2 separate regions of the Homo sapiens genome follow, and region 1 is linked to region 2. The links are chromatin loops, found by intact Hi-C in ENCODE. Cell type or tissue: PC-9. All regions are shown on one strand. Each heading gives the region's core, and the rest is flanking DNA. Links, peaks and the distances in the headings are about the cores only. Region 1 has its middle 7.3 kb from the start of KLHL2. Region 2 overlaps CPE (carboxypeptidase E).

Region 1 (5,392 bases), core at 221-5,220, 260 kb before region 2:
GCCTGCCTCGGCCTCCCAAAGTGCTGGGATTACAGGCTTCAGCCACCACACCTGGCCATATGATTATGTCTTTAGGATAAATTCCTAGAAGTGGAATTGCTATATCACAGGATACATCTATTTTTAAAATTTTGATGCACATGTAATGACTCCTTAATCAATATCCTTCCTTCCAAAATCTCCCAACTCCTAATTAGGTCTAACTACTTCAGCCAGATAAATCTCACTAAATATCATACTTGAATATTGTACTCCCTTGTTAAAAAGTCTCAGTGGTTTCTAGCTTATTAGATAAATTTAAAAGCTTTGGGGGTGTGGGGGGAGGCCCAGGGAAAATATCTCATCTTAACTTCTTTAATCTCACTTACCGCTCTTCAATTCCAGTTAGGGCTGACCTATAATTTCTGCCAGGTCCAACATTTCTATTTTTTTTTTCCCCTACATGAGGAAGCTGCTCCCTTTTCTTCTCTGCTAATCTAAATCCTATATGTCCCCTGAAGTCCAGATCAAATTATACCTCTTCCAGAAAGTGTTACTGGAATAATCCCACCCCCAAATTATCATTGCACCCATAAATCATATTCCTCTATAATTTTAGTATGTATATCCTAAAATTTCCTCGGGGTGGGCAAGCTGTTTCTGGGCAGGTTATATTTTGAATCTGCCTCCACAGCAAACACAGTGCTAAGTTCTGAATCTTGAAAAGGACTGTAAAATTGTACAATGAGTTACTGGAGAAAGTTCTTGAATATTCCCTGAATGCCTTTAAAATCGGTTATACTCCCATTTGAAATTAGGTAAATGGACTAACTGAGTTTTCAAAGAGGCTTCAGCCATATTTTTCTAAGAGTATAACTATAATTAGTTGTTGGTGAAGTATGAATCATTTTCAGCTGGCCCTGTGAAAGATACCTCCACTTACTCATAAAAATTATTTGGTGTGGAATAAGGTATGAGAGAAAAATCTCTCAAAGATGATTTAATCACCACAATTACCAAAGTAGTTGGTGGTGGTCACATGATGGATTTTGAAAACCACATAAGTGAGGTTCCATTGTATAAAGATATTTTTATTCATAGCTTATGATACAAAACTGAACCAATGAATTTTCAAATTATCCTAGATACTGAACATTAAGAAAAACTTTGATTCATTTAAAAATACATAAATTATTTTCATTTCACCCCCCAAAGTATGGTGCTTCACTGTTCCAAAAATACTACACATTCAAATAAACTGTAATTATGAACACATACAGCTTCCCACAGTTAGAACTTTAAAGATGAATTGTGTTAAATAAAATGCATGTTGCTGCAATATTTAAATATGCTTTAAAGTAAATCATTATTATAAGTAGGTATGTAATTACTATGGCTTTAGGAAGGTTTAACTGGGAACTAAAATACAAAAGAATAAAATTTCTGCAGCTTTTGACCAAAATACAATGAATAGATATCCACCATAAATCTGCTCTCTAATCCCTCATTCCAGGTCTTCCTAGATGAGGTAACTGGAATGAAAAATCATAGAGAGAAAAAGTAAAATTTGGAACAAAAGATATGAAAAATAGAAATAGAGAATCTAGAAATATTAAGAACTTCAGGCAATGTAAAATCCAATTTTTAAAAAAACGAATCTTTACTGGAGGAGTAGTGGCTTTGAATCTATCTCCCTAAGGATTAGAGCAAAAATAAGATTTCCAAAAGAGTGGGTATGTTTTGGTCAGAATGGAGGAGGAAGTTGTCTGTGGTACTAAGATGCAATGTAGTACCCACCTGGCACTAGGTACTCTTTAACCTAATGCATTAGTCAACCTTCTAGTATTCAAGTTTTTCCCTGAAATTTGCATCATTTTAACTTGTACATGTACTGGCAACTGGCAGCTGAGCTCTCCCTGCCTGGGTCTCCCACAGTTACAGCAAATTGGCAGTAAGCCTTCCTTAGCAGCTGCTAATGGGCTGAAGGTACCTACAGCATGATTCCACTTACATGAAACAAATACAAACCCACCTATTTCCATGTGTACCACATATGTATGCAACTACACAGAAAAATGTTTGAAAAGATACACTTAAAACTGTTAACATGTGCTACTTCTGGTGAGGAGATTAAGGGAAAGGTCAATGAGAACTTTCATTTTATGGTTTGAATTTCTACTATAAGAATGTAATCATTTTCTTTCCAGTAAAGCCTTGTGAAAAAAAAAAGGATGTAATCCTGTATTATTTGCTTTGAATTATTTTAAAAATTAGCAACCAAGAAAGCAGCCCTGGGACGCCAGCCAATGCCCAGAGCAATGTGAAGAACAATGTAGTTGACCACAGAAAGCTGCATTACCAGTTTCTTCAGGGGCCAATAACTTTATGAGAGTGAATCTATCTTTGTACCAGGTGTCCTTGATCTGGCTAATCTACAACTTTCCGCTGGACATTTCACTGGGATATCTTGAGGTTCCTGCAAACTCTGTAGGCCTAAAACCACACACCATCATCTATCCCATGTGACTTTCTTATTTTTACCAACTCTATCATCATATTTTCAGGCTACTTCATCTTCCTTGCCCCCCATATCCAATTAGTCACTGAGTCATGTTTATCCCACCATTGCCATTTGGCTGCTTCTTTTCATTTGTGCCACACTACACTACTTCATGCTTTTATCATGGATAAACTTTTTTTTTTTTTTTTTTTAGATGGAGTCTCATTCTGTTGCTCAGGCTGGAGTGCAGTGGCACCATATCAGCTCACTGCAACCTCTGCCTTCCAGGCTCAAGTGATTCTCATGCTTCAGCCTCCTGAGTAGCTGGGATTATAGGTGTGTGCCACCACACCAGGCTAATTTTTGTATTTTTTAGTAGATACAGGGTTTTGCCATGTTGGCCAGGCTGGTTTTGAACTCCTGGCCTTAAGTGATCCACCCACCTCAGCCTCCCAAAGTGCTGGGATTACAGGTGTGAGCCACCGCGCCCGGCCACTTTTCTCTTTCTTAAGTGCTCAAGTCAGAGTTTATCTTACTTGTGAAGACTCTGTTGTCTGGTATTTTTGTTTAATTAGTTTTATTTATTTAAAAAAAAAATTTTTTTTTTTGAGATACAGTCTTACTCTGTCGCCCAGGCTAGAGTGCAGTGGTACCATCTTGGCTCACTACAACCTCCAATTCCCAGATTCAAGTGATTCTTCTGCCTCAGCCTCCCAAGTAGCTGGGATTACAGGAGCCTACCACTATGCCTGGCTAAGTTTTTTGTATTTTTAGTAGATACGGAGTTTCACCATGTTGGCCAGGCTAGTCTTGAACTCCTGACTTCAGGTGATCCATCTGCCTCAGCTTCCCAAAGTGCTGGAATTACAGGTGTGAGCCACTGTGCCTGGCCTAGCTTTATTTTTTAGAGACAGGGTCTGGCTCTGTCACCCAGGCTAGAGTGCAGTGGCACAATCATAGCTCACAACAGTTTTGAACTCCTGGACTCAAGCAATCCTCCCACCTCAGCCTCCCAAAGTGCTGAGATAATTAGTTTTATTTAAAATTTGGATTTATTTTTATGACTGAAGTTGATTACAGTTATCTTAAGGGGAGAATCCTTGTCCTAAGTTTCATATTACTCCTAACTGCTCCCCCAGACGGACTCACCTATCACAGTGTAATCATCAAAGAAGGCATTCAATAAATTTGTTGGCTGATTGACTCACTGAAATCAAAGAAAATTTCTCTGTACCTTCTTTATTTCTGGGTATCATTGTTTATATGCTTCCAAAAGTAAAAAAGAATAAATTTGATACATTGATGTAGCCATATATCTATTAAAATGCACATTGCTTGAATTTTGAGTTGGAATATATGTTCCTGGAGGTAAACATTTTGGTTGGTGCCAGTTCATTCATTCAACAGTATTTCTTGAATGTATAATATGTGTTAGGTATTTTGCTAGGCCCTGGGACTGAACAGACTAAAATTCATGCCTTCATAGAGCTTACATTCCAAAGAAGAGAACAGAAAATACGTGAAATAAATAAGACACAGAGTTGGTCAAATTGTGATAAGTGCTTGGGGAAAAAACAAATCCGAAAATAAGTTTAGGGAGTGTTGAGGGTGCAGGGGGAGTGCCAGTTGCAATTTAAAATAGGGTGGTCAGTATTTTCCGTATGTGACATAGAAAAAAAGTTGATACGTATATCTAAATATAATACAATCAAGATCAGCTTGAATCAGTTTGCCTCAGAAAATATGACTTTGAATATTTTTCTCATGATTTAATTTTAGTTGGCTTTTAACAAAGACTTCAAAATGGCAGCTCAGGTTCATTTTTAGTTCAATGAAGAATAGTTCTCATACATATGCAGCCTGGATTTAATTCTATTTCTTGGGTTGGATTATTACCAAGATCTTAACAAGGAAAATGAAGAAATATGGATGCCTCAGGAATTGACTAACCACTTATATCCTGCATTAAACATGCTTCTCTGCATCCAGAAGCTGACTAGTACCAGATTAAGAACTAGAAAGGATTTCTTGGCAAAGGACTCTTTCTTGCAAAAATAATTCCAAGACTTGGGCCGAGCTCAAATTTTAGGATTTATGTGGAAATTCAAGACTTATCTTTTTGTATTAGCATGTGAACAATTTGAACAAGTAATACAAACTCCCTGAGGTATGGTCTCAAAAGGTCTAGAGTTTAAGAAGAATACTTTTTATCTCCTATACTCTGCATTGTCCCTTATCAAAGTAAAGCATTCATTTCACAGTGTTATTCAGTAATACCTATATTAATGAAAGACACATTTAAACATCACAACTTGTAAATAATTTTGTAATTAAAATAATATAGATGACATGGGAATGCATTCTAGGAAAGACAATAGGGGTAGGGTATAAAGATATTATTCAGCTCAAATGATACTAGTATGAGGTTACCCCATGTCTAAAAGCCATTTGTTTTAAAGTGTAGTTCACTAATCATTCTGTTGGCTGATGTCTGATCATTTCTAAGTTTTGATTAGGGATGGAGAGAGGACACTGGAGACCTGTAGATGGTGTCAAAGGTGAGAGATGTATTGACACATGAAAAAAGAGAAGAAAATGGGAAAAATGAGAATGCCAAGGCAAACTTATTTCACAATTTTGCTTAGGGCCTGTGCTATTAACAGTCAGCTGTAATGGACAGGCAGAAGCTGTGGGGAGAAGTTTTTGTGTATGTGTGGATGCATAATTTCAGATGAATGACAACAACCTAATAATGCTTCGCATAATTTATCAAGAAATTTTACTTGCTTTTTCTTCCCCCCAGCACTGCTGACTGTGTAGAAAGATGTTCAGTCCTAGATAATTCTATGAGGGATTACATCACCAGACTACATAAATAGATACCATAAAGCTATATATAAGTAAAAATAGATT
Region 2 (5,336 bases), core at 337-5,336:
GAGTGACATGAAGCTTCAAAGTTGTTTTGGGGAAGGGAGCAGGACCAAAATGCCTTCTTAGTGCAACTTTTTCAAAAAAACTTGTGAAGCCAGCTTCTAATATTCCCCTGGCTACTTGCTCTCTCTCTCTAATGGGCTGCAGCAGTTTCTCCTGTGCCTCAATCAAATGAATACATCACATAAATGAGGGTATAAACTGCATGAGTTTACAGAAAGGAAGAAGGTTATTATTACCTTTGAAATCAGAAGCCAAGAAAACATCTCTTCTCACACCTCCTCATCTCTTCTCTTACTTTCTGGGCAAGTCCCTAGGGGTAATTTTATTAGAGACTCTCCCTCAAAGTAAAAACTGAGGGGGGTATAAATAGCCCCGATCCTGCTCCCACCTGATCCTTAGATTAAGATTAGCATAAGCTCAGGCTGAGAGGTCACCACAAGGTCATAGTTTTCTGGGGTGAATAGTCACTTAATTCAGAAACTCAGGAATCTCATGCAAAGAATGCTTAGTTAACATATTTCCAGGAGAAAAATAATTCTAATTTGCTTTCTTATACCAAGAACCAGCAGTCTTAGTGATTTTGTAAATGCAGAAATTGGGCCCGTGGGATGGATGAAGCAGAAACGAGCAGAACAACAGGATTAATTGAGATCACTTTGCTGCTACGTTCTGCAATTTCATTACTACTCCTAAAACGCAATGGAGAGTCTCACAAACAGGCAACAGTGACTTTTGTTAGTATTCTGAGCCCTTCAGCAAAGTATATCCTCTTTGGGCTGATTTATACCATAAGGATAATAAAAATACATGCCTTACACATTTTAGTGGGCTGTTGTGAAGAGAAAATTAGATTATGTATGGCAAGGAACTTCACAATGACAAGATAATGTCATGTAATAATAATATTAAAGAAAATTATAGGAAACATATAGCACTTGCTATTTGTCAGGCACTGTTCTAAGCATTTACATTCATTATTTTATTTAGTTCTTATAATAACCTTCCGTATGGGCTAGAATCTATTGTTATCTCTAATTTTTAGATGGAAAAACAGAGCCACAGAGAACTGAAGTAACTTGCCCAAGCCTAGACAGTAAGAATTGGTGCTAGGATTTGAATCCATGCAGTCTGGCCCCTCTCAATCACTATGATTTAGGAATAAAAACAAAAAAACAAAAACATAGACGTTTAAGTAAACCAGAAGACTAGCATTTGAATCCTGGCTTCCCAGGCCATGTAACTATGGAGACAGTCTTCTTAAGCAGTCTGAATTTCAGTTTGTTTATCTGCAAAATGAAGTTGGATAATAATACTTATTTTTAGATGTTTGGTCAGGATTAAATAAGAAAACATGCAAAGCACAGTGTTTAATAGGAGGCACGTAGTGTGTTATTATTATTAGTTATTGTGGGTGAGATGGTATATTAGTCTTGTCAGACTGCCATAGCAAAATATCCACAGACTGGCTGGCTTAAACAACAGAAATTAATTTTCTCACAGGCCTGGAGGCTAGAAGTTCAAGATCAAGGTGGCAGCAGGGGTGGTTTCTGGTGAGGCCTCTCCTCCTGGCTGCCGCCTTCTCACTGTGCTCTCACATGGTCTTTCCTCTGTGCAGAGGAGAGAAAGAGGGCTCTGGTGTCTCTTCCTCTTTTTATAAAGATGACAGTCCTATTGGATCAGAGCTCCACACTTATAACTTAATTTAACCCTAATTACCTCCTTAATACAGTCACATTGGATGTTAGACCTTCAACATACTAATTTTGGGTGAATACAGTTCAGTCCATAACAGGTGGGTAGCTGGGAGGCGAGGAATAGAAGGATAGAAGGGGTATTTTAATGTCTACGGTAGATTTTTTTTTAAGGCATCGCTGCTGGAGGAAAAAACCCATCAGATATTCATAATACATTTGTAGGTATACAATATATTTGGCTCTGTATGTCATAGAAAACATCTCCATGCTATCTATTAATCTTTTAGGTGAGCCTGAATTTAAATACATTGGGAATATGCATGGGAATGAGGCTGTTGGACGAGAACTGCTCATTTTCTTGGCCCAGTACCTATGCAACGAATACCAGAAGGGGAACGAGACAATTGTCAACCTGATCCACAGTACCCGCATTCACATCATGCCTTCCCTGAACCCAGATGGCTTTGAGAAGGCAGCGTCTCAGGTGAGTGCCAGGCAGCTCAGATCAGGCGTGCTTTCTTCATTTTCTGTATGTTTGTACATACATGTTTATCTAAAAATTATGCCCTCGCACAAAGCTTACAGATGGTGCAGTGGAGGGCATAAGTGATGCATTCATTATTCAACTCACCAGTAAGAAAATAGTTTAGAATGAAAGGGATTATGGGTGAGTTTTTCCAGTGAAGACTGCAAATCAGAAATTGTGTTAAGAAGTTAATGTTCTAATAGTGTTCTGTTTTATGTTTTTCAATAAATTATTCATCCATTTTTGTGACTAGGTAAGTTTTGTTTTAAAAATCTACAAATATAAAAAATATCTACTGCCTTTTGTTGAAGAGTAACGCCATGGGTGTATGTGGATGAGCCAGTGTCACAGCGCCCTCTACTGAATTTAAGGAAGAAATACTTTTGGCCGGAATAATGTTTTACTGATGTTTACTTGGTTTTTACATACGCTGAGTAAAGTTAAAAAACAAGCGAAAACCCTACCTCTTAACTAAAAATAATTTAATATATCTTCGCTGTTAGATGAACTGGAAAGTAATGCCTTTTTAAGAGAAGATATATGGTGTGTGTTCCTATTTTATTGGACGGGGCGGGGGACATTATATTTGCTGTTTTCTACAGTTTAAAATAATTTTCTTAGTCTATGGGAACATGGGAACACATTCAAGTTAATATTTAGCATGTTTATCTACAGCTAAAAAATCCAATGACATAGTTTGACATTGTAAGAAACCCAGCCAATTTCTGTAAATAAATATAAAATTGATACGATTTCTAAAGTTATGAGAGAAAAATTCTAGTAATATATAAAATTAAATTATTTAATATTTTAAGGTAATATTCAGAATTTTTAGACACATGGGCAACAGATTATCATTGCTGTTTTCTGTCTTATAGATTTTTATCCCTCACAGTCTAAGGTATCTAAACTTCCATGACTTAAAATATGTGGGAAATATATCTATATCATGTGATATAATTTAACAGTAAAACAAGAAAATTCACATTATAAAATGAAACAAATATACCGAAAATTTATTAGTTTTCCAGATTGTACCATTAGTTAAATGAAGAGTTTAAACGGGAGAGAAATTCCTCAAATCATAAAGCCCTAGAACTTTTGTTCTAGGTTCATATTTTTTCATGAAGACTATAAGAGGGAGACATGTTATTAGTCTATAACGCATGTTAAATTCATTTTAAGCTTCTAATCTTTAGTTATTCTTCTAAATATTTAAAAAATAGGTTGCTGTGATTTACAGAGGCAATGAATATTTTACTTAAATCTAATTATAGAATGATATGCTTTGAAATAGGTCATTTATAACTAGTGAATATATATTGTGAAATTTGATAAATATCTCTTTATATTATTAACATTTAAAATATTATTCATCGAACATATTTTCAAAATACTTATGACAAGTACAGTGATGCATCTCTTAATAATGGGGAAGCATTCTGAGAAATGCAATGTTGGGTGATTTTGTCATTTTGTGAACATTCTAGAGTGCACCTACATAAACCTGCATGGTGTAGCCTACTACACACCTAGGCTATGTGATATAGCCCATGGTTCCTAGGCTACAAGTCTGTACAGCATGTTACTGTACTGAATACTGTAGGCAACTGCAACACACTAGTAACTATTTGTGTATCTAAACATAGAAAAGGTACAGTGAAAATACAGCATAAAAGATAAAAACAGTACCTTTGGACAGGGCTTTTACCATGAATGGAGCCAGAAGTTGCTCTGGGTGAGTCAATGAGTGAGTGGTGAGTGAATGTGAAGGCCTAGGACATTACTGTACACTACTATAGAATTTATAAACACTGTACACTCAGGTTACACTAAATTTATAAAAACTATTTTTCTTCCTGCAGTAATAAATTAAACTTACCTTACTGTAACTTTCTTTTTTTTTTGAGATGGAGTCTCACTCTGTCACCAGGATGGAGTGCAATGGCATGATCTCGGCTCACTGCACACTCCGACTCCCTGGTTCAAGCTATTTTCCTGCCTCAGCCTCCCAAGTAGCTGGGATTACAGGCACGTGCCATCATGCCCAGCTAATTTTTTATATTTTTATTAGAGACGGGGTTTCATCATGTTGGCCAGGATGGTCTTGATCTCCTGACCTCATGATCCACCCACCTTGGCCTCTCAAAGTGCTGGGATTACAGGCGTGAGCCACTGCACCTGGCCACCTTACTGTAACTTTTTTACTTTATAAACTTTTAAACTTTAAAAACCTTTTGGACTCTTTGTAATAACACTTAGATTGAAACACACAACACATTGTACAGCTGTCCAAAAATCTTTTCTGTCTTTATATCTTTATTCTACAAGCTTTTTTCTATTTTTAAAACTTTTTTAAAGCATTTTAATGGTTTCTTAGTTTTTCAAATGTTTTGTTAAATATAAGACACAGGCTGTGTGCAGCAGCTTATATCTATAATCCCAGTGCTTTGGGAGGCCCAGAGGAGAAGATTGCTTAAGGCCAGGAGTTTGAGACCAGCCTGAGCAACATAGCGAGACCCTGTCTTTACCAAAAATAAAAAACTTAGCCTAGCATGATTGTGCACATGTGTAGTCCCAGTGCTTTGGGAGGCCAAGGAGGGAGGATCACTTGAACCCAGGAGTTTGAGGTTACAGTTAGCTGTGATTATGCCACTGCACCCAAGCCTGGGCAACAGAGTGAGACCCTGTCTCTTAGAAAAAAGAAAAAGAAACTAAGACACAAACACACATATCGGCCTAGGCCTACACAGGGTCAGGATCATCAAAATGTCACTAGGCAATAGGAATTTTTCACCTCCATTATAGTCTTATGGGATCACTGCTGTATAGTCTGTCAGTCGTGGTAAGAAATGTCATTATGCGGCCCATCACAGTACTTTAAATCTGATACCTTCATGTTTATATAAGTAAAGTAGTGAAAATGCTGACATGGGAGGGCATTGTTGAAGTAAATAATCTTAATAGTTATTTTAAAGAGCATTGATAGGGACCTTAAATAGAAAGTGACATAATAATAAGCAACTAATGATTTTTCTCTTTGACTTTTTTTTTTTTAGCCTGGTGAACTCAAGGACTGGTTTGTGGGTCGAAGCAATGCCCAGGGAATAGATCTGAA

Evidence for each region. Hi-C counts contacts between places; a loop is a spot of excess contacts. Peaks named below come from ENCODE experiments on the same cell type or tissue, not always from the same donor. Only the 100,000 strongest peaks of a DNase experiment are listed, where the experiment ranks them.
Region 1: it touches region 2 in a loop (3.0-fold over the local background); 9 of 110 quality-filtered maps call a loop at or near these places.

The regions. Positions count from the first base shown.
Region 1 is chr4:165,197,574-165,202,965 of GRCh38, forward strand. No RefSeq gene overlaps it. Among named protein-coding and RNA genes, the nearest start is that of KLHL2, 7.3 kb to the right of the region's middle. In PC-9, for the core only: no CTCF peak of the experiment used is centred there; a DNase peak (open chromatin) is centred at 2,338; H3K4me3 peaks cover 445 bases; H3K27ac peaks cover 1,718 bases.
Region 2 is chr4:165,462,411-165,467,746 of GRCh38, forward strand. CPE (carboxypeptidase E) reads left to right here. Exons shown (of 9, transcript NM_001873.4): 2 at 1,980-2,176; 3 at 5,278-5,336. Among named protein-coding and RNA genes, the nearest start is that of MIR578, 79 kb to the left of the region's middle. In PC-9, for the core only: CTCF peaks have their summits at 2,564 (motif pointing left) and 2,767; a DNase peak (open chromatin) is centred at 2,591.